3 separate regions of the Mus musculus genome follow, and all the other regions are linked to region 1. Evidence: chromatin loops called from intact Hi-C (ENCODE). Cell type or tissue: heart. All regions are shown on one strand.

Region 1 (8,000 bases):
TGTCAGGCCTTTCCTCTGCTTGGTCTAGCTGCAAACAAATGACAGACAAATGACTAAGCTACAGTGTTTCCAGCTCTCTCACGTTGTCACATTCACTGAGGAACGGAATAAGCCACATAGATTTTTCTTGTTTTCCTAAATACTTAAAAATGAATATATTCCTCACTAATTCAGTATCAACTTTGCATAGGTCATTCTAATCAATACTCTTAAAGAATATTAAGTCAATAGATTTTTGTCCTCAGGAAGAGCTTCTGGAACATTCTGAGTTTGCTCATTCTAATTTTTTGTCTAGTCTCTGCCTGAGGCCAATCATGCCCCCCTCGGGGTTCTAGTCTCTGGGGACCCTCAAATACACAGAGATCTCTGCAGACCCCTACAGCACAGTCTTCTCCACATAGGCCAGCTGCTGATCTTGCCTCCCTCCCTTGGGAGGGGTTGGATGCTCCCCTGATCTCTGCACTATGGGGCTTTTACACATCTGGCTACCTGCCAGGGCAGAGAACCCTCCCACTCCTTAGTGCTCCCAGAGACCTGTGCTCCTCTCCAGCTCACTCTAATAAGTAGAGTGCTCCTTGGAGCCACTGTGAGAACGTTGGAAGGGTAGAGGTTATGGTGGGCCCAGTAGGACAGCGTTCTTTCTGAGTGCCAGTTTCCCTACCAAGGGGGACGACTAGTGGATCCTGAAAACTTTCCGCCAGGCTTTGACCTTTGGGGTCTATTTGTGATCGTTTTGGACCTAGAAAGGCATGTTGGCTCTAAGGAACCAACAGGTCACTAGATATGTTTGGGCCAGCTCTGATCTCATTAGCATCCTGCCTGGTTTGCTGAATGATGACACTCGAAGGTCATGGTCTTGGGTCAAGCAGAGCCAGATAAACAAGGCAGGAGGAAGTCTGTCTCAGAGATTACTTGGCTGTCCGTCTGGGCAGGTGTGAAACCCATGGAACTGACTCTGAGCACAGGCTGGCCTCTTGGTGTGGCTGCAACAGTACCCGTGGGTGGCAGGTCTGTCTCTTTCAGGGAGCTCTAGGCTGCATGTGACGTCTCTCACCTAGCTGGGCCTGACCCATGCAGGTCGTCCAGGAAAATCTCCACATGGTCAGCTGATGCCGGGCTCAAAATTACTGTTTGGTTGACTAACAGGGACCGTGGTCTTGCCGATTTGACAGTGAAAGAACCCTTCACTATCTTCCTTTGGAAATGTACTCTAAGATCCAATGAGCTGCTGAGAAAGAATACAGATACAAGATACATATATCTACAGAGACACCGGTCCATAAGGGTCCAGTGTATAGGCCCATGCATAATTAATAGGAGAGCTAGATGTATTTCTGTGTGTAATTCACACGTCTGTAACCGCCCCCCCCCTCCAATCTCAGAGCCAGATGGGCTGTTGACTCTTTCCTTTGGAAACCGGCTCCGCACAAATGATTTAGGCATAATTTATATGCTTCCCCAGTGACAAGTCTTGGCCCATATAATTAGCTGTAATGATAAATACAAATAAAATATGGGATAATATGTGGCCAATTACCCGTGCCAAAGCTATAATTCCATCTGTGGGGATGATAAACCGCCGAGAGCGGCAGTCCTGTGGGGTTGGCTCCCAAGACCAGAAATCGCCTGACAGTTGACCATATGATGTGAGGTGCAGTTGTGTGGTGGCATCTGAGGCACAGGGAGCTGGGCAGATCAAGCTCCTGAAGAGAAGGGCTTGAGCTGAGTCTGCCTGGACTGGTGAGCCTCAGGGACAGGCCCACTAAGCTTCACACAGTGTCGCCCTGACCTTCCAGTGAGCATGCAGAGACACAGGCCAGGCAGCAGAGCAGTGGGAGCCTGAGGCCTGGTCTTGAGCAGCCTAGCTCCAGGCCCCAATCAGTGGGGATGACTTTGGGGAGGCAGGACTCTGAGGACCTTGTGGGACATGACTGGTGTTCCCAGGATAAATGCAGAAACAGGCTTAGAATCACTGGTAGCTGCCGAACAGGCTTGGTAAAGATGAGGGGCAGGTGTGAAACTGGGTTGCACTTAGCTCTCCGGGACTCTCAACACTTGGTTAAGTGGATCTCCTTTGGCCATCCTAGAGAGCAGCTACTGTGTCACAGGGCCTGTGGAAGGCAGGAAAATGGCTCCAAAGATCTCAGGTCCCGATCCCATTACTTGGGAAAAGTTGGATACAGGTGACTCAAGGACCCAGAGATAGGGTGAGTGTCCTCGGGGGACCCTAATACCATTGCAAGGATCCATGGAAGAGGAAGGTGAGGAAGATCTTAGACAGACAGGAGGACAGAGTGACAACCCCAGGAGACAGGTATGATGAAGCCAGGTGTGTAGCAAGCCACACCCAGCACTACCAGAAGTTGGTGTGGCAGGCTCTACCCCAGAGCTGTAAGTGGGGGGGGGGGGGCAATGCCTGCTGACGCCTGCTGTGTAGTTTGAGCAGGTTTGGTCCCCATAGATTCATGTATTTCAGTGCTTGGCATCATTAGGAGGTGTGGCCTTATTGGAGTAGGGGTAGCCTTGTTGGAGGAAGTGCATCACTGTGTAGGTGAGCTTTGAGGTCTCCTGTGCTCAAGCTCTGCCAAATGTGGAAGAAGGCTTCCTCCTGGCTGCTTGAGGAAGACAGTCCTCTTCTGCTGCCTTCAGGTCAGGATGTAGAAGCCTCAGCTCCTCCAGCGTGATGTCTGCCTGCACAGTGCCATGCTTCCCGCCATGATGATAATAGACTGAACCTCTGAACCTGCAAACCAGCCGCAATGAGATGTTTGCCTTTATAAGAGTTACCTGGGTAAAACCCTAACTAAGACACCTGCTTCAGGCTTGTGCCCCCAGGCCATGAGAGTCAAGTGTTGCTGCCTTAAGCCTCAATTTGTAATGCTTGTCACATAACTGTGGGGCACCCACCCCTTCCAGGCATGTGGCAACCAGGCATGTGGCAGTTGCTTGGAGCCACCTCAGGGGCCTCCACGTACCTTACTGACTTTGGAAGTCACTGTATTGGGTCTCTATGATGTTGTAACTATGTCATCGGCTCAGAGACTTAGATAGGATATATGACCTCATAGCTTTAGAGGAGGGCACCTGGCAGCTCCACCAGAATCGGTCGTGGCAACCCTGTGCTCTTTTCTAGAGGCTCCGGAGGACATCCTCTGTTGTACAAGACTCCTCTGACCCAAACAACGGCCATCTTGGAGAGTTTGCTTGCCAAAGGTCACCTCAGCTGGGCCTGTTGGATGACTACGCCATCCTCCCATAGCGGGACAGGGAGACCAGAGTCTGCAGCCACTTGCTCCACACCACCTACAGTATCCAACTTTGTCCTAACCGCATGAGGCATTGGGGAGGGCACAGAACGTACAGGCCAAGTAGAATAGGAGAGCGACTCCATGTGTGTAGTTATGGGACAGTTGTCATCCCTGCTGGGTGGAGATTTTCTAGTGCAGCCTTTTACTGGGGGGATCTTCCACACTTTTGTAGGTAACTCTTCATTCTATGCTCTGAGAAAGTCCAATAAACTTATCAGCCCCCCCCCCCCAGAGTGAATTTTAGTGGAATGGTGTCTCCATTTATCACTGGGGCCTTAGGAAGGAGGAATTGCTTATGTGTCCCCTTGGGAAGGAACTTAGCAACGGCCCATTCCCTGGTTGTTCCATTTTCTAGAGGCTGCTGAGGGTGGGGAAGAGGGCTTTGTCTCCTGGCCAGGAGCATGAGGAATTTAGATGCCTGAGCCTATGGGAGTCCACAGGGTAATGGGGAGAGGAGGGGAGAGATGGGCCAGGGCAGAGCCAAAGCTATTACAAAGAAGAAGACATCATGCCTTGGGCTCAAAATATAAGGACATGCTGAACTAAAATAAACTAATAACCAACAACCCAAACCACACCTGTAATCAAGATAAATGACATTTTAATGCAATTTTAAAAAAATCAAAATTAATGCCAAAAAATCTATGCAAACAAAATACCAGGGCTTTAAATAAAGACAGATGAATTACAGTGTTATGCTCAACAATATTGGAGCTAGAGGCAACAGAATAAAATCAGTGAGAGGATCCCTTATTTACTGAAGACTTCAATATTTTATACAACATGAGACGTTTGTATTGACTTTAGGTTTTAAAAGAAGTTATTTGTAGAGTGCTGATTTTTAGTGCATCTGCTTTAATTTTCTACCCATTTTTATCCCATGTTTGGAGGTAGATGGCAAACCAGGTGACAGTTTTCCCAGAAGGGTGGCGCAAGCATTCCAGGGTCAGTGCTCTTCCTGTGAGTGAGGGCTCAGCACCTGCTGAGCAAACAGGCTGAGGCTCTCCGCAGCGGGCCTCTGGCTCGTGCATTGTTGCAAGGGTCCAGCAGGGGGCAGCATGGCACCTCAAGTCCCGCCTGGGCCAGGGGCATTTCGTTTCTACAAAGGTGCCCAGACAAGAGAGGGAGGCAGAAGGCTGCTGGAAACCCCTGCTCTGGGGTGGTGGTGGGGTGGGGTGAGGCGCTGAGGGGGTGGGGGACTCCAAGTTATGGCCATGGTGAACTGCGTGGTTTTATTGCATTTGAATTGAAAACAAACAATGAATACTGTGCAAGATTGAATGTGAATGTCACACCCGTCTCACCACAGTCATTCTGGCCTGGACAGACTCTTCCTTGTGAATGCAGGTTGGGGTGGGCTGGTCTCTGCCACACCCTGCAAGGTGTGCCCTGCTTCTCTGCTCCACCTTGTCTGTCAGTAGGGATGAGCTGCCCCGGAAGGCCGAGAGCATGAGTACCATATTTTGGCCAAGCCTTGACACAGCGTTCCCGCCACATAGCAAGCGGGTGGCAGGTGGCGGGTGACATCACCCCTGGATGCCCCCTGCCCCTTCTGGGGTCATGATGGAGCACAGTGCTGTGGTCTTGGCCAGCCTCAGACTCCTGGGTCTTCCTCGATAACACATTTCCCCACTGAGTGACATCTTTGCCTCCCACGGGACATGCAGGGAAGGCACCCAGCTGTCACAGTGTTTGTGGGGTGCCAACTATGGGCCAGGAGCTGTGGAAAGGTTTTGGGGGTTCACCTCTCCAGGGTCCTGTCTAACTGCAAGCCAGTGGGGACGCAGGGCTGCTGGACGCAGGGCTGCTGGGCTGGGAGCCCAGAGTGAGCGATAGGGGAGCAGGGACAGGGGTGCGAGTGATAAACAAGACTGAATTCCTCTCAGGTGATCATTTAAAGTAGACTGGATATAGCGTGGGTGATGAGTGTTTGGGGAGTCAGGGCATCTTGTCCTGAAAGAGCGGCTCCCACTTCGGCATCCCGATGCCGGGGAAGGACTTGATTTTCATTCTTTATTTTGTGCCGTTGACATTTTATTCATTTTCTGTTTTCAAAAGCCAAGAGCACATCCTTCGATAATTTGAAAGGAAAATCACAAAAAGGTAAGATGTTCAGGCAGAAACCCATTTAGACATAAATGAACCCCAAATCAGTGATTCTCAGCAGGAGGCTACAAGAAGGTTCTGTGAAGACCTGCAGTTGACTGAGCTTGGCATCTGGGGTCTGCCCCATCCATACTGAAGGAACTGGGTGAGCCCAAAGCATTTGTTGCAGGGACTGACCACAAGCCGGGAGTCCTGCTTACTTTACTAGATCCTTGCAGTCAGAGAGAGAGACAGGGAGAGAGAGAGAGAGAGAGAGAGGGAGAGAGAGAGAGAGAGAGACAGACAGACAGACAGACAGACAGACACAGAGAGAGACTCATTGTTATTTGCATTTTCTCAGAAAAATTGAGACCCTGAGATAAACCATCCAAGGTCATAGAGCACAAAAGACTCTAGATTCAGAATTCATCCAGAGCCAACTCTTGACACCCTTCAGGATTCTGTCCCTTACGGTTCCTTGTTACTCTCACCGGTTTCTAGCTGAGGACAGTCATTACTGACAAACCAGGACCTTTGAGCACAGTGTCCTTCAAGGCATGAGGGATGAGAGCCAGGCTGCTAGATTTGTCTCTCTTTCCTCTGCCATCTCTGATGGGGAAACTGGGGCTCAGAGAGGCCAAGCCACCATCTCTCTCCTACAGTTAGTGTGGTTGGCTCCTGCCATGTTCCACATGGGTAGGTGGGCCTGACCCAGGCTTTGAGGTACTGGAGTGCTGTGGGAGCCATGGGGAGCTGTGGGCACCTTGGTGACCATACTACCCCAGCTCTTCTCTTCCTGAGGGGTCCTCTACCCTCCAACCTCCCCAGTTCCCCTCTGCTCCTCATTGTCTCCATCCCCTGAGATCCCCCATACACTCTCAGCTCAACAGTGACCTCAGCAGGGGTCCCGAGAGGCTCTTTTCCAGAGCACAGCCCCTTCTCTTGCAGCTTCGGGTCCATGGCTGCTGGAGTCTTGTCTTCACAAGGCCAGCAGCTTTGTGGCTAGCTTTCATCTTGCTCTGGGACAGTGGCAAGAGTACTAGGAGGAGTGATTGGATGGGTGGGCACAGGCCTGGCTTCCCTTACACAGGCGTCCTTCCTGGGGGTGGGATGACCTGAGCTCTCAGTTGTGGACTGAGGATCTGTCAGTCGGCTGAAGGACTGGAACTCATGGACAGGGCCCCGCCTCTTGTAGCACAGGGAGATACGTTGGGGGTCTTTGAGCTGACTGTCCCATCTGTGTCCAGGGCCTTTCCCTTCCTGGCAGACTGGAGGTCTAGTCCTCCTCCTTCCTTGCAGGTGGAGATGGCCCTAGCCCCATCACAGTAGAGGCCAGCGCTTAGCAGGCCAAGGTGGTGAGCTTGTGAGTGTGGTTCTGAGATCTCCCTTGCAGGCTGAGGGTGCGTGGGGGAACTTGGGAGAGGCCGAGTTTTCTGTGCTTTCTTCAAGAGCCTCCCTCTGCAGGACATGGGGACAGCATGTGGTTGTTGAGTTTTGGCTTCAGGTTCAGGGCAGACATGGGCCTCACAGCTTTGAAGCAAGTCTGTGTATGTGAGCCAGGCCCTGCGTGCGTGATGGGACTGCCTCTTATTGGTGAACAGAAGAATAGGGAATGCTGGCAGCCAGGCAGGTAACAAGCCCGGCAGGTGGGCTTCCTCTCTGGTACCTTTCTCCCTTTGTGCAGTTCTACAAGGCAGACTGAGGGAGGAGGGACACAATGTGGAGGACATGGAGAGGGGGAACGGGGACAGTGACAGTGACGGCTGGCTTTTCTGTGGGTGTCTGGCTGGTGACCTTTCGGAGAAGTAGATTCAGAAGTGACTGCTATTTGTCGAGGTGCAGTTCAGAGACATCAGATGGAGTTGCTACCTCTGTGAAAAATGTCAGGCCCCTGCTGTCCCTGACTGTGGAAAGTGGATGCAGCAGGATCCAAGCTGAGATCTGACACCCCCTGAGGAAGTGTGTCCTCAGAAAACGCTCGCATGTCTACTCACTTGTGGAGATGATAACCAGTGGCCTGTGTGAGTGTGTGTATGTGTGTGTGTGTGTATGTGTGTGTGTATGTGTGTGTGAGTGTGTGAGTATGTATGTGTGTGAGTGTGTATGAGTGTGTGGGCATGTGTGTGAGTGTGTATGTGTGTGTGAGTGAGTGTGTGCATGTGTGCCTGTGGTATCCAGTGACCTATTAGTGTATGAATGTGTGCCTGTATGTATGTGTGTGTGTATGTACCAGTGTGCCTGTGCATACGCATGTGTGAATGAGTACATATGTGTGCACCTGTGTGTGTGCACACTGTCTTTCTTTCTCGCTAGACTCCTTCATCAGGGTTTTGTGGAATGGTCAGAGTAGAAAACAAAGTTTCAACTATTTTCTTCCAAGAAGTATTTTTGGGAAAACTATGACTGAGACAGTAAGAGAACTGGCACCAGGTTGGGGTAGGGTCCGAGGATTTGGTGGCTCTGATGCCTGGCCTTGCTTCCTCTCCAGAGCAGCAGAACCCTTTGCTCCTTGGCAAAGCCCTGAGGGGCTGAGCCCTGGTTGCCAAGGCCCTGCTGCTTCAAAGGCACTCTTTGGCTTCTGCCCCCAAGGCCATCTGTATAGATCGA
Region 2 (8,000 bases), 330 kb after region 1:
CCATCTGGAAACCCAAGTATCATGTCAAATTCATTAATCACTCCATTTAGCTGTCATGAAAATTTTATGAGTCTCTGCTGTAGTTGAAGAGAGGTTATGGTCTCTCACCCAGTAAACATGACCACGGCCAGCTTTGACTAAGTGTATTTCTTTTAAAGTCTATCTGGGCCTAGGGAAATGGTTCCGTGGTAAAGTATCTATCATACAAGCATTAAGACCCATGTTAATATCCCTAATGCCCACATAAAAGCCAGATGTGACAGCTCATATCTACAGCGCCAGCACTCCTGAGCTGGGTCAGAGCCTGGAAATCCTGAGGCTTGAGGGCCATCCAGTCTGGTCAAATCTATGAGCCCCATGGCCCATGACTCAAAAATAAGATGGAGAATTATAGAAAAAGACACCTGACATTCCACGTGCACACACACACACACACACACAAAGCGAAGTCTAGCGGTGCATGCCTGTAATCCTAGCATACTGAATGCTGGGGCAAGAGATTTGCTGCAAGTCCAAGACCAGCCTGGAAAAGAGTGAGACTCCGGGTCAAAACAAAACAAACAGAAAATATAATTTAAGAAAACTCGAAGTTGCAATTATAAAATTCAAATAAGGTGTGAGCTGAGGCCAGGATAGTTGTCTGGATGTGGGAAAGGCAGAAATGTCATTCTGAAACAGGTTGTTGGGGAGAGAAGGGAAAATCTCTCCTAGACGTTGGCTGACCAATGGCAGCCTTCCCTGTCCCCTGGCCCACTTCCTGCCGATAGCTCTCCCTACAGTCAAGATAGGCCACCTTTCCCAACTCAGAAGGAAGCCATCTCTAGCCTTCGTATGACGTTCTGGGAAATCGTTTCTCTGAGGGCCTGGGTGGGTGCCTAGGCTTCCTGTCCTGGACCGGTCTCACACACCACTGACAAACCAGTTGTCTAAACCCTTTGGTAAGTGACCAGGGAGACAAATAAGATGGCTTTGTCACACAGAGGGACAGCTAGGGACAGAGACAAAGAGACAAATGGCCTGTGCCCCATGCTCAGATCTCTGAAGGTACCTCGGATGCAGCCAGTCCCCAGTATCAACTGGAAGCTGAGACCCATAAAGAGTAGGGCCTTGTTCAAGGCCCAGGGCCAACAAGGGGAGATGCCCAAATGTGCCCAGTGGACACAGGGACACTGAGGCCCACAGTTTGTTCTGCCTTACAAGACCCACACCTCCACAGGACTTCAGAAAAGCTTGTCATCTCAACACATCTTACATAAATGATCTTTCCTCTTTGCTCTAGCTAGGGCCCACAGACACCCTGTCACCAGTCACCCCTGACCAGAGCTAGCTCCCAGACGCCCTCCTCTCCCTGAGTCTTTTTTTTTTCCCTTTTTCCAGACAGGGTTTCTCTGTGTAGCCCTGGCTGTCCTGGAACTCACTCTGTAGACCAGGCTGGCCTCGAACTCAGAAATCCACCTGCCTCTGCCTCCCTCCCTAGTGCTGGGATTAAAGGCATGGGCTACCACTGCCCGGCATGGATGGTTGTGAGCTGCCAGGTGGTTGCTGGGATTTGAACTCAGGACCTTTGGAAGAGCAGTCAGTGCTCTTACTCGCTGAGGCATCTGGCCAGCGCCCTCTCCCCGAGGATCTGCTAGAGAAAGAGGCTGGGAGGTGCTGTGTGGTGCAGGGGAAGGTCTCACCGCCAGACACAAAGAGACAAGTCCTTGCTCTCTCTTTGAGGAAGAGCCTTGGATTTGCAAGGCCACTTAGGTCTCTGCCAGTATCTGCCGTGATAGGTATCACTGTGAGCTGAAGTAGTGCAACCCCAATTTTATCTGGGTACACAGTGATCAGGGATACAGACCTCCTTCCCCAGCTTTCCATGGGGGACAGAATGGTAAGACTCAGTCCTGTCTGATAGGATACTAGTGGAAAGTATGTGCAGCCTGCAAGGTGTGTTCTCCAAAGGGAGATATCTACTGTGTTCATTCCATTCTGCTGCTGTAATACACGGAACACACACACACACACACACACACACACACACACACACAGTTATTCAGCTTACAGCTTCACAGCCCCATCACGTAGAGAAGTGACATTAGAACCTGAGGCAGAGACCTCGGAGGAAGGCTGCTTACCGGCCCATGCTCACCCAGCTTTCTGATGTACAGCCCAGGACAACCAGCCTAGGAACGGTGCTGCCCACAGTGGTCTGCGTTCTCTCGAGTCAGTCATCAATCATGATATTCTCTCATACCGTGTCCACAGCCAATCAGCTCTGGGCATTCTCTCAATGGAGACTCCCTCAGGTAGCTCTGTATTCAGTAGACAACTGAAGCTACTCCCCCCTCCCCCCTCCCCTCCCCGCTCCCCGTCCCTTACTCCTTCTTCTAAGAAGGACTGCACACAAGATAGGTAAAATTCCAGCAACCATTCTAAAACTTAAGGCAAACCCATATATAGGCTACAAATGGCAGAACAACAGGATAAAAAAGAACCTGGGTTGACCGACAACACCAAGTCTGGGGTGTCTGCCAACTGTTGCAAACAAGAGCAGCAACAATAACAACAACAAAAAGGCACATCTGTGCCATCTAATCGACGGTAGGACCAATGTTGGCAATTAGTTTGGAATTTTTTCTTTTCTTTCTTTTAAAAAAGATTTCCTTTTCAATTTTTTTAAAAAGAATTTATTTATTGGAGCTGGAGAGATAGCTTAGTGGTTAAGAGCACTGACTACTCTTCCAGAGGTCCTGAGTTCAATTCCCAGCAACCACATGGTGGCTCACAACCATCTGTAAGGGAATCTGATGCCCTCTTCTGGTATACACGGTACATGCAGATAGAGCACTCATATACATGAAATAAATAAATAAATCTTTTGTTTTTTAACATTTCTTTATTATGTGTAGAGTACTCTGGAGGAGTCAAGTGGCATTTTCACAGGGGCTACCTAAGACCATTAGAAAGCACAGATCTTTACATTATGTTTCATAACAATAGCAAAATTATGGTTACAAAGTGTTGATGAAAATCATTTCTATGGTGGGGATCACAACGACGTGCAGAGTTAGGATGGTTGAGAGTCACTGACCTAGGAGGCTCTGACTCCTTCCAGGCAGGTCAGCTAATGTAAGGAAGGGAAGGGAAGGGAAGGGAAGGGAAGGGAAGGGAAGGGAAGGGAAGGGAAGGGAAGGGAAGGGAAGAGGAAAATGCTGAAGAAAGGAGTGAGGAGGGCATGTCCTGAAGCCCTGCTAAGTCTGGAGCCACCTTGGTTAGGGACCAAGCAAGACCCCCTGGGCAAGAGGCGGTTGGTGAGCATGCGCCACCTAGTGGTCAGTTTTCAAATGGCGCCTCTAGGGAACCTGGGCAGTGTCCCTCAATGGGGCCAGCTGAGAGTTCATTTAAAAGCGACTTTATTTATTTTGGGTGGCAACAGGCAGTGCGGTTTCTGTTTTCCTTGGCTGGCTCTGCAGGCACTGTTTTTCCTCCCTGGAAGTCATAAAAAAATCACTTGGAAATGTTAATATTTTCCCATGCACAGGCCCATCCTAAGCTGTGTAGACCTGGCCTGGTCTTGGTCCCTTGGTGACCCTTTCAGGTTCTGTAAGGTGAAGCTGACTGGGGACCTGCCACCTCCTGCTTGCTTGGCAGACATCCTCCAGGCACATCACCTCCTTCTAGTCTCCAACGACTGCTGCTGTCTTGCCCTGTGCACCAGTGACCTGCACACCAGACAGGTACAGAGGTCCCAAGATCATGGCCTCTGCACTCACCCCACCTCCACCCTGTAGCCGGGACCCAGATTCTGGGATTATTGTGAGCTGAGTGGTGGACACAAGGCCATCTCTGTGAGCCCCGATCCCCTCTTACGTAATATGGAACAGAGAAGTGTCTGAGCTGTTCACGGGTCACTGAGAATTTATGAAAGTGAGAAAAGGGGCTCTTTTTCTAGAAGGTATGTGAGTAGATGGTACTACACCTGCCTGTGGGCATGTGGGGGAGGCACAGTAGGTGCCTTTTCCTAGATCTATCTTCCTCCTCACAGGGCTTTCACAGAGTTCTCTTCAGATAGAGCTCTCCCGGTGGGAGACCAGTCTCCACCCCAGAGGCCAAGACTCCTCTCTTCTCTGTCACACAGTCATCCAACTCCAGCTTGCTCACCCACCCCGATTTCAATTTCGATTTCGACACCCTTTCTTTCCGAGAACCACACCAAAGTTTCATTTTCTCTTTCTTTGAAAAGCTGGAGGGCGGGGAGGGGATGGAGCCAGATGGGTATTTGTTTCCGGGATGGTAACAGCTGGTGCCTGCAGGTCCAAGCAGCCATTCTTGCCTGTGGATTCAGAGCCCCAGGCCTGACCACAGTGCCAGAAACTGCCACCCCCTGCCCTAAAGGAGCCCCAAGGCTGCTGTGAGCATGGCAGAAGCTCCTGTTGACTTGAGCACAGGAGGTAAGCTAAACCTCTTCCTTCACCTCGCGTGGGTCCCAGCTGATGTTTCTAAGGCTCCTAGCTCTTTCCTTGGCCCAGACAGCAACAGGATTCTGAGGTCACCACAGGGAAGTCAGCTTGCTTCAAGGATCCTGTGCCCCAGATCCTTCATGTCACCTTACCTCATTGATGAGGTCACCAAGGCCTGTGACAGCCCTCGGGCTCCGAACTGTCATTTCAAGAGAGGACTTTGCTTTGATAAGGAGATGTGACTTTGATTTTACATTCAAGCTCTTCTCCTGCCCTATTTGAACCCTTGCTGAGACTACATACCCTGTCTAGGGGCTTCTGGGCTATGGGAGGCTGCGGGGTGCAGGGCTGTGTGAGGCTGCCATGCTGTGGGCAGGATTTAGTTCACTGCTTTTCTTCTTCATCTTTTGAAAAGCACTTCATTTTTGTTTTTTGTTTGTTTGCTTTTGTTTGGTTTGGTTTTTTCGAGACAGGGTTTTTCTGTGTAGCCCTGGCTGTCTTGGAACTCACTCTGTAGACTAGACTGGCCTCGAACTCAGAAATCCGCCTGCCTCTGCCTTCCAAGAGCTGGGATTAAAGGCGTGCGCCACCACGCCCAGCTGAAAATCATTTCTTATTTCAACATACTAGAAGTGGTTGCTCAAAAGCTATCAGGGAGGAGCCAAGCAAAGACCAGAACTAAGGTCACCTGGTTCCCATGGTTTCCTTTCACTGCTAACCTTTCCAGCCTGTCACCTGCAGCCTTCTGCTTTCCAAAGTCCCACTTTCAGACCCTGCAACCAGTCCTTCAAGTTCACCCTTTGGAGAAGGCTTGGCCTGCCTTGTGTGTCCCTAGGGGCCAGTGGGAGAAAGGAATGAAGGAGAGGCCACTACAGGGCACACTCCCCAGCAAAGGTTTTACAAGGCAAGGCAAAGCCAAGTCAGGAATAGATGCTCAGTGCTATAATCCTTCCCCCAACACCCTCCTCCTCCTCCACCCCCACCCCCAGCCCCACCCTGGGGTGGGGCTGTGGCTGAAGCAGGAGGATTGCTATGAGTTCCAGGCTAGCCTGAGCTAGACTTTGTCACAAGAGGAAAGAAAGAAAGGTAGAGGCAGACTCATGGATAAGCAGACAGACGTGCTGGAAGGGACATGAGGTGGAACTTGGGGATCCTCAGGGTTAGACACGGAGGAGGAGGCTGGGTAGCTAGCAGGGGTGGAGGGCTCTGGGAGGAAGCCTTCTGGAGTTGGCAGGCAGGCATCTGGAAGATGACATTGAGGCTGGGTTAAAGAGCTGAGCTGGGTTTTCAGGACTCCTGCTGTATCAGGCAAGGGAGGAGAGACCCATTTTTCTTATCTGCTGGGCTCCTGGGCTGGGAACACCCATGCCTTCGATGTGGGTGCTGAGCAGGAGAGAAAGGGACTCCTGGCCAGGCTGAGAGGCCATCAAGACACCAAATAGGGACTTCAGGGCTAGACTTGGTTTCCTGCCTCTCCCTTTTGTTCCATCGTCCGAGAGTTGGGGGTTCCTACCTGTTTGGGTTCCACATAGTACACAGGGCAGGCTGTATACTATTTTACCATTTGGCCACCCAGACATCTAGTTGTGGGGTGAGGGGCCACCTGACTGACACCCTTGCCTCTGGGTGGTGTCGTCGTTCCTGTCTGCTTGGCCCAGGTCACAGGTGCCTTCTCTGCTCTGGGGACTAGGCTTAACTCAGCTCTTCTCTGGGTTCCTCCCCAGACAATCTGGAGCAAAAGATCCTGCAGGTGTTGAGCGATGACGGCGGCCCTGTGAAGATTGGCCAGCTGGTGAAGAAATGCCAAGTGCCCAAGAAAACCCTCAATCAAGTCCTTTACCGCCTGAAGAAGGAGGACAGAGTGTCCTCCCCAGAGCCTGCAACATGGAGCATAGGCGGGGCTGCTTCTGGAGATGGGGCTCCTGCAATCCCTGAGAACTCCAGTGCCCAGCCTAGCCTTGGTAATCTGTCATGTAGGCAGAGCAGACCCCCCACACACACTAAGCTCTCCTCCCCCCTACACGCACATTAAGAGCCACGAGGCTTGGCTTCAAATCTGAGCTTGGCCATTCCCTCTCTGTCTCTTGATTTCTTCTGGCCAATGGAGCCAAATGTGAAGCTTAGGGCTTATACATAGTAGGTGTGCAATAGACATTAGCAGTAGTGAAGACACACTGCAGGCAATAGTTACACGGATAGTGAGGGCTGATGGGTAAGGATTCACTCAGAGCCTTCAGGTGACTTTGAGAGCCATCAAGAAGAAAGGACCCAGAGTTCCAAGAGCTGATGCGGTCCCCAGGGCCACCTTGCCTTCATTCAGCTCCAGATAGAGACAGGAAAGGAAGCAGCCTTGGGACCTCAACCTTCAGCAGACAGTATCTGTGACCCAAACAGACAGGAGGTCCTGGGTCCCAGCCTAATGTGCTGCCCCCAGCTCCCCTGAGAAATCATTCCCCATGTTTAGTGGAGCAGGGTGTCTCCCATCTCCAACGGACACATCCTTCTTCCAGACTCAAGACCCTAAAGAGATGTAGGTGCAACTTCAGGGGGCCCTGGTCTGCAGCTCAGTGCACCCCCATGGGCCTCTCCAGACCGCTGAAGCTCCACAGGAGTATCAGAGGCCAGACTCACTGTTAGAAGAGAGGCTCTAAATGGCAAGACATGGACTCTGACACCCTTGTGCCAGTCTGAGCCAGCTCTAGGGTGAGAGCTTCATTTGCCTGGTCTCCAGATGACCACTGTAACCAATGCCACCTGATCACCTTGTCCCTGGGCTTCCTAAGTGTCCCAGGCCATAGCCAGTAGGTGGTGGACAGATGCAAGCCCAGGACCCTCTTCCCACTAAGTGCCTGCCTCCCACCTTGCAGATGAAAGAATATTAAGATTCCTGGAAGCCAATGGGCCTCACAGGGCCCTGCACATCGCCAAGGCTCTGGGAATGACGACAGCCAAAGAAGTGAACCCACTCCTGTATTCCATGAGAAATAAGCACCTTCTGAGCTATGACGGACAGACGTGGAAGATCTACCACTCACGTCAGGAAGGCCAAGACATAGGTATGACAGGGCAAAGTCAGTGTGGGGAGGTCAGGGATCAAGGGTCAGGTTGGGAAGGTCAGGTTTCAGGTCAGGAAGGTCGAGGATCAAGATTAGGTCACCTAGGGTAAGGTTGAAAAAAAAAAAATCAAGGATAAGGATTAGATGGTGTAGGGCCAGATGTTTGTTTGTTTGGATTTTCTTTTCAATTTATGTATTTTATTTTATTTTATTTTATTTTATTTTATTTTATGTGTATGAACGCATTGCCTGCATGTATGTGCACCACATGCATACAGTGCCTGCAGAGGCTAGAGGAGGGAATTCTTCTGGGTGGAATTGGAGTTATAGATAGCTGTGAGCCACCATGAAGGTGCTGAGCCCTGGATCCTCTAGAAGAGCAGCCAGTGCTCTACCCAGTCAACCACGTCTCCACAATAGCCTTTAGAGAGGTGTTCCAGGAGGGAGGGTTGCTGCCAGGATTAAGGAGGGAGAGCCAACCAGCTGCTGGTCTTGGCTG
Region 3 (8,000 bases), 210 kb after region 1:
TCTTGCTGGGACTCAGTAAATCCTGGGGTCAGTCTGTACTTGAATGCCTGGTGTGCACTCCAGAGGGTCCCCAAGTCCACTCTGGCTTCCTCGCCCGTTGCAATACTGTTTCTCCCAGGCAAGCCCTCACCAGGCCCCAGGGATGGCTGGGCAGGAGGGAGCAGTCCAGAGGTCTGAGCCTGAGGTGGGGTGCAAATTCTGCTATCAGGAATTCCTGGGGAGTTCAACCACAGGGCAGAGAGCATAAGGGCCTCTCTGGCCTCAGCTACAAGTTGGCTAGAGGGGAGGCTTGTCTTTCAGTGATGTGTTCATAAATCCGACCACAGCAACAGCCTTCCAGGGTTCTCTGGGGTCATTTGCTTCTCTGATGTCACGCTTTTGGCTGGGTCTCAGGTCTGAACTGGCCTCCAGGCACAAAGGAAGAAAACAGCTCTTTCTGAGCAGCCTGACAGAGCCCGTTGCATGAATAAAAATCCATTCCTAGGGCGGGGACACCTCGGGAAACCTTGATGCTCTGGAGAGCTGTGACAGAGGTCTCTGGTTTTGATGTAGCATCCCTGGGCCAACACACAGAGAACTCTGCCCAGGCCTCTTACATTGTACAGGAGTCATCCATTGTCCATGTAAATCACACAAGCCAAACGAGCGGTGCCACACATCTGTAATCCTAGCACTAGGGAGGTAGAGGGAGGGGGGCATGAGTTCAAGGCCATCCTCAGCTACATAGCAAGTTTGAAGCCAGCCTGGGCTACATGAGACCTTGTCTCAGAACAACAACAGTGAGATTCAAAATAACAGAAATACATAGGGGAACATTGGGAGTTTGTTTGTTTGAGATGCATTTTATTTGTGTGTATGCGGTGGTTTAAATGAGAGTGATCTACTTGGTCCCCAGTTGGTGGCTATTTGAGGAAGATATGGAGGTGTGGCCTTGTTGGAGGAGGTATGTCACAGGTCTTTGAGGTTTTAAAAATACCTGCACCATTTTTACTTCTTCTTCTTCTTCTTCTTCTTCTTCTTCTTCTTCTTCTTCTTCTTCTTCTTCTTCTTCTCTCTCTCTCTCTCTCTCTCTCTCTCTCTCTCTCTCTCTCTCTCTCTGGCTTGCATTTAGATAAATGAGCTTTCAAATGTCTTTGCTTTACTATCATGAACCCTAACCCTCTGGAACCACAAAGCCCAACTAAAGTTATGTTTCAAGTTAAGATTGCTATGCTTAAGAGATCTATAAAACAAAAATGCCTCTAGCCTATAAGTCCCACTTGCCCAAAGCCAAATAACTTCCTGAGGTTCTGGAATGCTTTTGCTCATGCACACTAACAAGCCATGTGCTTTCACTTCTCTAAACAAGGTTGGTTGCCCCGACGGCACAGGCTGCGCTTGACCACACGGAAGTGGGAGTTATGTAGGCAGGAAGTGCACCAGGATGCATGCTTGCGGCAAACTGGACCAAGGCAGGAAGTATGTAGTCTTGAGGGTGTTGCCTGTAGAAACACAGAACTAACAGAATTCACAGCTATTTTTGGGGAATCCTGGGTTTGGGCCTGGCCAATGTCCATCATTCTGGCCAGTTTTTAATAAAATTACTTCAAAATTGGCTCAAAAATCCTAATAGTGGTCTTATTCTCGACCAGTGGGATTAAAAGTGACCTCAGTCACAGGGCTTTATCGCAGCGATAGAAAGTAACCAATGCAGATGTATGCGCGTGTTTTGCCTGCGTTCGTGTCTATGTACTATGTGCATGCCTGCTGCCCAGAGGTCAACAGAGGGAGTCTGATCCCCTGCAAGTGAAGGGACGAATGGTTGTGAGTCACTGTGAGGGTGCTGAGAACCAAACCTGGGTTCTCTGAAAGAGCAGCAAGTGCTCTTTACTGCTGAGCCGTCTCTCCAGCTGTTCCGGTGGGGACTTTTCATGGTATCAGTGTTCTCAGAGCACGGTGGAGTGCTCCCAAGATGTCACATTCAGGCCTTGTTCACACTACAAGCTACACCCACAGGCATATCATGAGGTTCAGCAGCCATGTTTGGCCCTAAGAGGAAGAAGTCTGGCTGTCAAGAGTCATGATTTAATCCGGGCCTAGTGGTGTAAATCTGTAATCTGAACACTTAGGAGGCTGAGACAGGAGGACTGGCCAGAGTCTGAGAACAGCTTGGGTCACACAGTATATTTTGAAGGATAATGAAGTGCATAGTTTCTGGAAGTTTCTGAAGTGTATAGTTTCTGGTTTGTTCAGCTTCTTCAATTGTTCCTTTGCCTGAGTTACATATGTAGTTACTAAATTTCCCAGACTCTGGGGTTAAGGGACAATAGACTGGGAACTTTGGAGTGAGGAGTGTTGGTGCATGGGGTAGGTGGAGCCCCTATGGCCCCTGCCCAGCCTGAAGCCCTGTTCCTGTCCTGTCTGGCTGTGCCAATACCACTTCTGTGTACATACACACACACACATGCACACACACAGCACACACACACAGCCTGCACACACACACAGCATGCACACACACACAGCATGCACACACACACACACAGCATACACATACACACAGCCTGCACACACACACACACACACACAGCCTGCATACACACACAGCATACACATACACACACCCTACACACACACACACACACACACAGCCTGCATATACACACACACAGCATGCACGCACAGCATGCACCTGCACATACTCACACAGCCTTCACACACTCACACAGCCTGCACACACACACAGCCTGCACACACACACAGCCTGCACACATATATACACACACAGTCTACGCACACACACACAGCCTGCACACACGTGCATACACACACATAGCCTCCATACACACACACACCATATACACACATACACACACACACACAACCTGCACACACACCCTGCACCCTGGCCGTGATGGAGATTGTCACATCCTTCCAGAGTCAGAATCTTGGAAAGTGTTATTTAGCAATGACTTGAGACTGGAGACCCACTTGTGCAGAGACGGGGGCACTTTCCCAAGCTGTCTGCAGGACGGAACAATAAAAAGTTGTTCCTGAATCCCAGGCCTGAGGATCTCACTCAGCCTCCGGTTTCCTTCCTCTGTCGCTCAGCTCCTACCTCCTTCACCACACCGGAGGCTCTGCAGCCAGACAGCCTGCTTGTCTTCCTGCCAGCTGGCAGAGACGTCTGGACCCCGGTCACTCCACTCACGGGACTGTTCTCTGGCCCAGAGAAAGAGACAAACAGGGCAGCCAGCTGTACTCAGCTCCTTTCTCTCTTCCCACTCCCCCACCCCCCCCCACCGCTACCACGGACAGGCAGGGTGAGAAGGCAGAGACCAGAAAACCCAGTGTTCTGAGGACTGATGTCTAAGGTGCTCTGGAGAGCTTCTGGAAAACACTTTTGTGAGTGACAGCTTGCAGCTACCCTCTCACCCTGGTCAGAACGCCTCCAGCCCCCCCCCCCCCGGTGGCTCCATAACACCCCACTGTCCCAGTGCCCTTGGGTGCAGCGGTGACCTGGCTACCAGCCTTCTGAAAAGGCAAGTGCTGTGAGGAGAAGCAGGCTAGGGACACATCACCATGCCCCTTCCTGCGTCCCTTGCCCAGCGTCACCTGGTCCAGGAGGCCTCTCTTTACCGGCCTTTTTTCTTTCCCATGCATAAAAAGCAGGAGGCTTTTTCTCATCACCTTGCAACCTCCCTCCCACACATAGCAAAGTGGCATCCCTGGATGTGAGATTGTGGAACCCAAAAGTTAACACACGGTAGCATCTGCACCTGCCTCTGCCTTGATCTCCAGCCTCCGCCTCCCTGAACCAGGGTTCTGAGAAGTTCACTGGAACATGAAGGACAGGGCATGGCCTAAAAAGACAGCCGCCAGCTGTTCCTCTCACTGTAGGTCTGACAGACACACTCTGGGGAACCCGCATCTCCCATATGGCTGTGGAAATGGGAAAACATCTTTAGAAATCAAAAGTACACTTCCCAGGAGAAATGGAGGCTCCTTCATGGGGTTCTGGCCCAGAAAAGAACTTTCTGGAAAGCAGGGAAGCTGCTGTGTTTGTTATCCTCCGGGAGAGCATTTCCAGCCGGGTGTGAATCTTCCTGCAGTCGCCCTGAGGTGGCAGACACCCCCTGCTCTGCTCCAGCTGCCTATGCAGCAATTCATTTGTTTACCAAATGTCTGAAACGTCTAGACAGGTTTTGGGGGTCAGACACTGAAGTCCCCCCGGCGGCGGCTTCTGCAGGAACTGAGTGGAAAGCTAGGCGCTGCTGTCTGGAGCTCCTGGCTTACCCGTGTGTTAATTCCCTGCCCTTTTTATCAGCTGACAGCTTCCCGCAGATAAAGCGGATTTCATTTAAGCTTTTGCTCACCAGGCAAGATGAATATCCCAAATTCCAGGCTTCTCCCCAGGGGTAGGAAAAGAAGGGGATGTTTTGGAAACATTGTGGATCCACAGAAGTCATCAGAGCTCTGGATACCAAATGAGGCAGGCACCCCTGAAGGGAATGGGGGGTGTGGGAGAAAATGGCCCTGTCCCGGTGAGGGTCAAACGCACATACAACAGTCGTGGTTTTGAAGAAGAGGTCTGGCTGGCTTCTGAAGTCAAGACCAGAGGGAACAGGCAGGCGACAGACCCTGTGGATTAATCACGAAATTGTCACCTTTTAACTGCGTACAGGGAAGCAGGTCTCCTTTCTCTGTACCCCAGTCGCATCAACAAGTATCCAAGACCAAGGGCAAACATCTCTGGGAAGACCCCAATTGTTCTGCTGTCACAGGGGAGGTGTCTGTGTGCTGTCCTTTCTCGGGTCTGGGAGACCAGAAGCAATGGAAAATCCTTGCACTGAGACAGGGGATGTACAAGTCTGAGTTAGAGACACAGGGTGGGGCTACCAGTCTCCCAGAGCCTCTGCGCAGGGGTAAAAGATAAGCTGAAATAGGATGGGACAGAATAGAATCTGGCTGTGAGGCAAATGCTTGCCCCATAGGAATGGCCTGCTGTGGCTACCAGCACAGGGTCAGGCCAAACTAGGACCCTGACTTGTGTCTTGCTTATTTCTTACTTAGTGGGTGGGTCTCAGACAAGCAGCACAAACCTGTGAGGCTGGGCTGGGCTGGGCTGGGCTGGGCCTCTCTGGCAGGATACTGAGCCATTTGCACCTCTAGCTATCTCCACAGAGGAGTCTGAATTCCAGTGGCCTGGGATTCCGGCTCTACACCAAGTCCAGGCAGGCAATGGATAGTGGAATCTGGTGACAGAGATTGGCCATGCACATGGTCTGTGGGTCATTGTGCTGGGTAGTAAGTATCTTTGTAGCTCAGCACAAGTGAGATTATCTGAGAAGATGCAACCAGTATTAAGAAAATGCCTCCATAAAACTGGCCTGTAGGCTAGCCTATGGGACATTTCTCTCTCTCTCTCTCTCTCTCTCTCTCTCTCTCTCTCTCTCTCTCTCTCTCATTCTCTCTCTCTCTCATTCTCTCTCTCTTTCGCTCTCTCTCCCTCTCTCTTCCTCCCTCCCTCCCTCCTTCCCTCCTTCCTTTCTTTCTTTTTTTTACTGGTTATCTTATTAATTTACATTTCAAATGTTATCCCACTTCCTGGTTTCCCCTCTGCAACCCCCCTATCCCATCCCCCCTACCCCCTGCTTCTATAAGAGTGCTCCTCCACCCACCCACCCATTCCTACCTCACCACTCTAGCATCCCCCTACACTCGGGCATCGAGCCTTCACACGACCAAGGGTCTCCCCTCCCATTGATGCCAAATAAGGCCACCCTTTGCTACATAAGCAATTGGAGGCATGGGTCCCTCCATGTGTACTCTTTGATTGGTGGTTTAGTCCCTGGGAGCTCTGGGGGGGGGGGGGTCTGGTTGGTTGATATGGTTGTTCTTCCTATGGGGTTGCAACCCCTTTAGCTCCTTTAGTTCTTTCTCTAACTCCTCCACTGGGTTCCCACTCTCAGTCCCATGGTTGGCTGCATACGTCATCCACATCTGTATTGGTCAGGCTCTGGCAGAGCCTCTCAAGGGACAGCTATACCAGACTTCTGTCAGCAAGTGCTTCTTAGCATCAGCAATAGTGTCTGGGTTTGGTGTCTGCATATGGGATGGATCCCTAGATGGGGCAGTCTCTGGATGACCTTTCCTTCAGTCTTTGCTCCACTCTTTGTATGAGACATTTTCTTAATCAATGATTGATGTGGGAGAGTCCAGTTCATTATGGGCAATGCTACCCTGAGGCTGGTGGTCCTGGGTTATATAAAGAAGGGGGCTAAGCACACCATGAGGAGCAAGCCAGTGAGCATCATTCCTCAAAGATCTCTGCTCCCAGTCCCTGCCTTGAGTTCCTGCATGACTTCCCTCAGGAATGACCTGAGAGCTGGAAGCAGAACTAAATGTTTCCTCCCCTAGTTGCTTTTGGTGGTGTGTTTATCACAGTGATAGAAATCTAACTAAGACAGTCTGCCTGGCTGTTACAGATTCTGTTAGGAGAAATTATATAGCTTTACCACCTGTAGGTGACTTGGCTCCCAGTGGTGTCCCAACTCCTCAGTGTCTCAGCTGGGGTAATAGAGAAAGGAGCCTGCACAGGCAGTCATGTGACTAGAATCCACAACCAAAATGAATACAAGAATTCCTAAGGAAGCCAAAGAATATACAAAGGTGCTGTTGATGCACTTTCTTATGTGTCACACCGAAGTGCAGCTGTGTGCAAAGCTTCCACTGGAGACACAAAGCAGAGGGCTCATAGTTCACACCATGTTGGGGGGGACACAAGGCAAAGGGCTCACAGTTCACACCATGTTGGGGGGGACACAAGGCAAGTGGCCCACGGTTCACACCATGTTGGGGGGGGGACACAAGGCAAAGGGCTCAGAGTTCACACCATGTTGAGGGGACACAAGGCAAAGGGCTCACAGTTCACACCATGTTGGGGGGGGACACAAGGCAAAGGGCTCACAGTTCACACCATGTTGAGGGGACACAAGGCAAAGGACTCACAGTTCACACCCACTTGAGGGGACATAGGGAGAAGATCTCACAGCTCACACTGAGTTGGGGGGACATAGGATGAAGGGCTCAGAGTTCCCACTGATTTGAAGGGACACAGCACAAAGGGTTCACAGTTCACACTGAGTTGAGGACACAGGATGAAGGGCTCAGAGTCCACACTGAGTTGGGGAACACAGTGCAAATGGCTCACAGTTCACACTGAGTTGGGGGAACACAGTGCAAATGGCTCACAGTTCACACTGAGTTGGGGGAAACACAGTGCAAATGGCTCACAGTTCACACAGTTCTGGTTCTTGTTTATTGTTTTTAGTCTGGAGATTGAACACAGGCAGGGCTTGCCTGTGCTAAAACATACGCATGCAAAATGAAACTGTATAAAATAGAAAAGTTCAGACTAGCATAAAGATTTCTGAAGTCAGTCTTTGAATGATCTTTGGTCAATTATTAATGTATTCTAGAATTGCAATTGAGCAAGCTTCTTTATTCATAAGCACTGCTGGGAGAACTGAGGCAGCTGGGTGCAGACTAGTCTGTGTATCTGTCTCTATGTCTGTCTCTGTCTCTCTGTCACTGTCTCTCTGTGTCTGTCTCTATCTCTGTGTGTGTCTCTCCCTTTCTGTGGTGTTACTTGGGGAAGGGGGTGGAGGGTCACCAAGGGACAGAAGCAGATGCTTTCATGGGACACCCAGTCCATGCTGAGAGATGCTTTGACGCAACACACACACACACACACACTCACACACTCACACATACACTCATACACACACACATATGCACACACACACACACACACATACACATGAGATTGCTCTGTATACTAGCGAGTGTCATGACAAGTCACAGGAAGCCACCAATTTATGAAGACCTCAGGCTGCATTGTTCTAGACCCAAACTTAGTGATGGGTAAGTTCAGCCATAGCCAGGAAATGTTTTACCCCCAGGGGTAAGCACAATAAGGAAAAGGAGGGTAGGGGTCATAGTCTGGGGCAGCGGGAAGG

Evidence for each region. Peaks named below come from ENCODE experiments on the same cell type or tissue, not always from the same donor. Only the 100,000 strongest peaks of a DNase experiment are listed, where the experiment ranks them.
Region 2: it touches region 1 in a loop (6-fold over the local background); 20 of 42 quality-filtered maps call a loop at or near these places.
Region 3: it touches region 1 in a loop (2.6-fold over the local background); 3 of 42 quality-filtered maps call a loop at or near these places.

What each region holds. Positions count from the first base shown.
Region 1 is chr2:173,542,868-173,550,867 of GRCm38, reverse strand. No RefSeq gene overlaps it. Among named protein-coding and RNA genes, the nearest start is that of 1700021F07Rik, 24 kb to the right of the region's middle. In heart, a CTCF peak has its summit at 4,334 (motif pointing right); a DNase peak (open chromatin) is centred at 4,357; H3K27me3 peaks cover 3,538 bases.
Region 2 is chr2:173,215,178-173,223,177 of GRCm38, reverse strand. It overlaps Zbp1 (Z-DNA binding protein 1), which reads left to right and starts at 4,256. Exons shown (of 8, transcript NM_021394.2): 1 at 4,256-4,436; 2 at 6,170-6,406; 3 at 7,313-7,501. The coding sequence starts at 4,403. In heart, a CTCF peak has its summit at 3,326 (motif pointing left); DNase peaks (open chromatin) are centred at 3,517 and 4,207; H3K27me3 peaks cover 1,728 bases.
Region 3 is chr2:173,331,231-173,339,230 of GRCm38, reverse strand. No RefSeq gene overlaps it. Among named protein-coding and RNA genes, the nearest start is that of Gm36911, 12 kb to the left of the region's middle. In heart, a CTCF peak has its summit at 4,131; DNase peaks (open chromatin) are centred at 360, 1,380, 3,150, 4,000 and 1 weaker place; H3K4me3 peaks cover 395 bases; H3K27ac peaks cover 3,756 bases.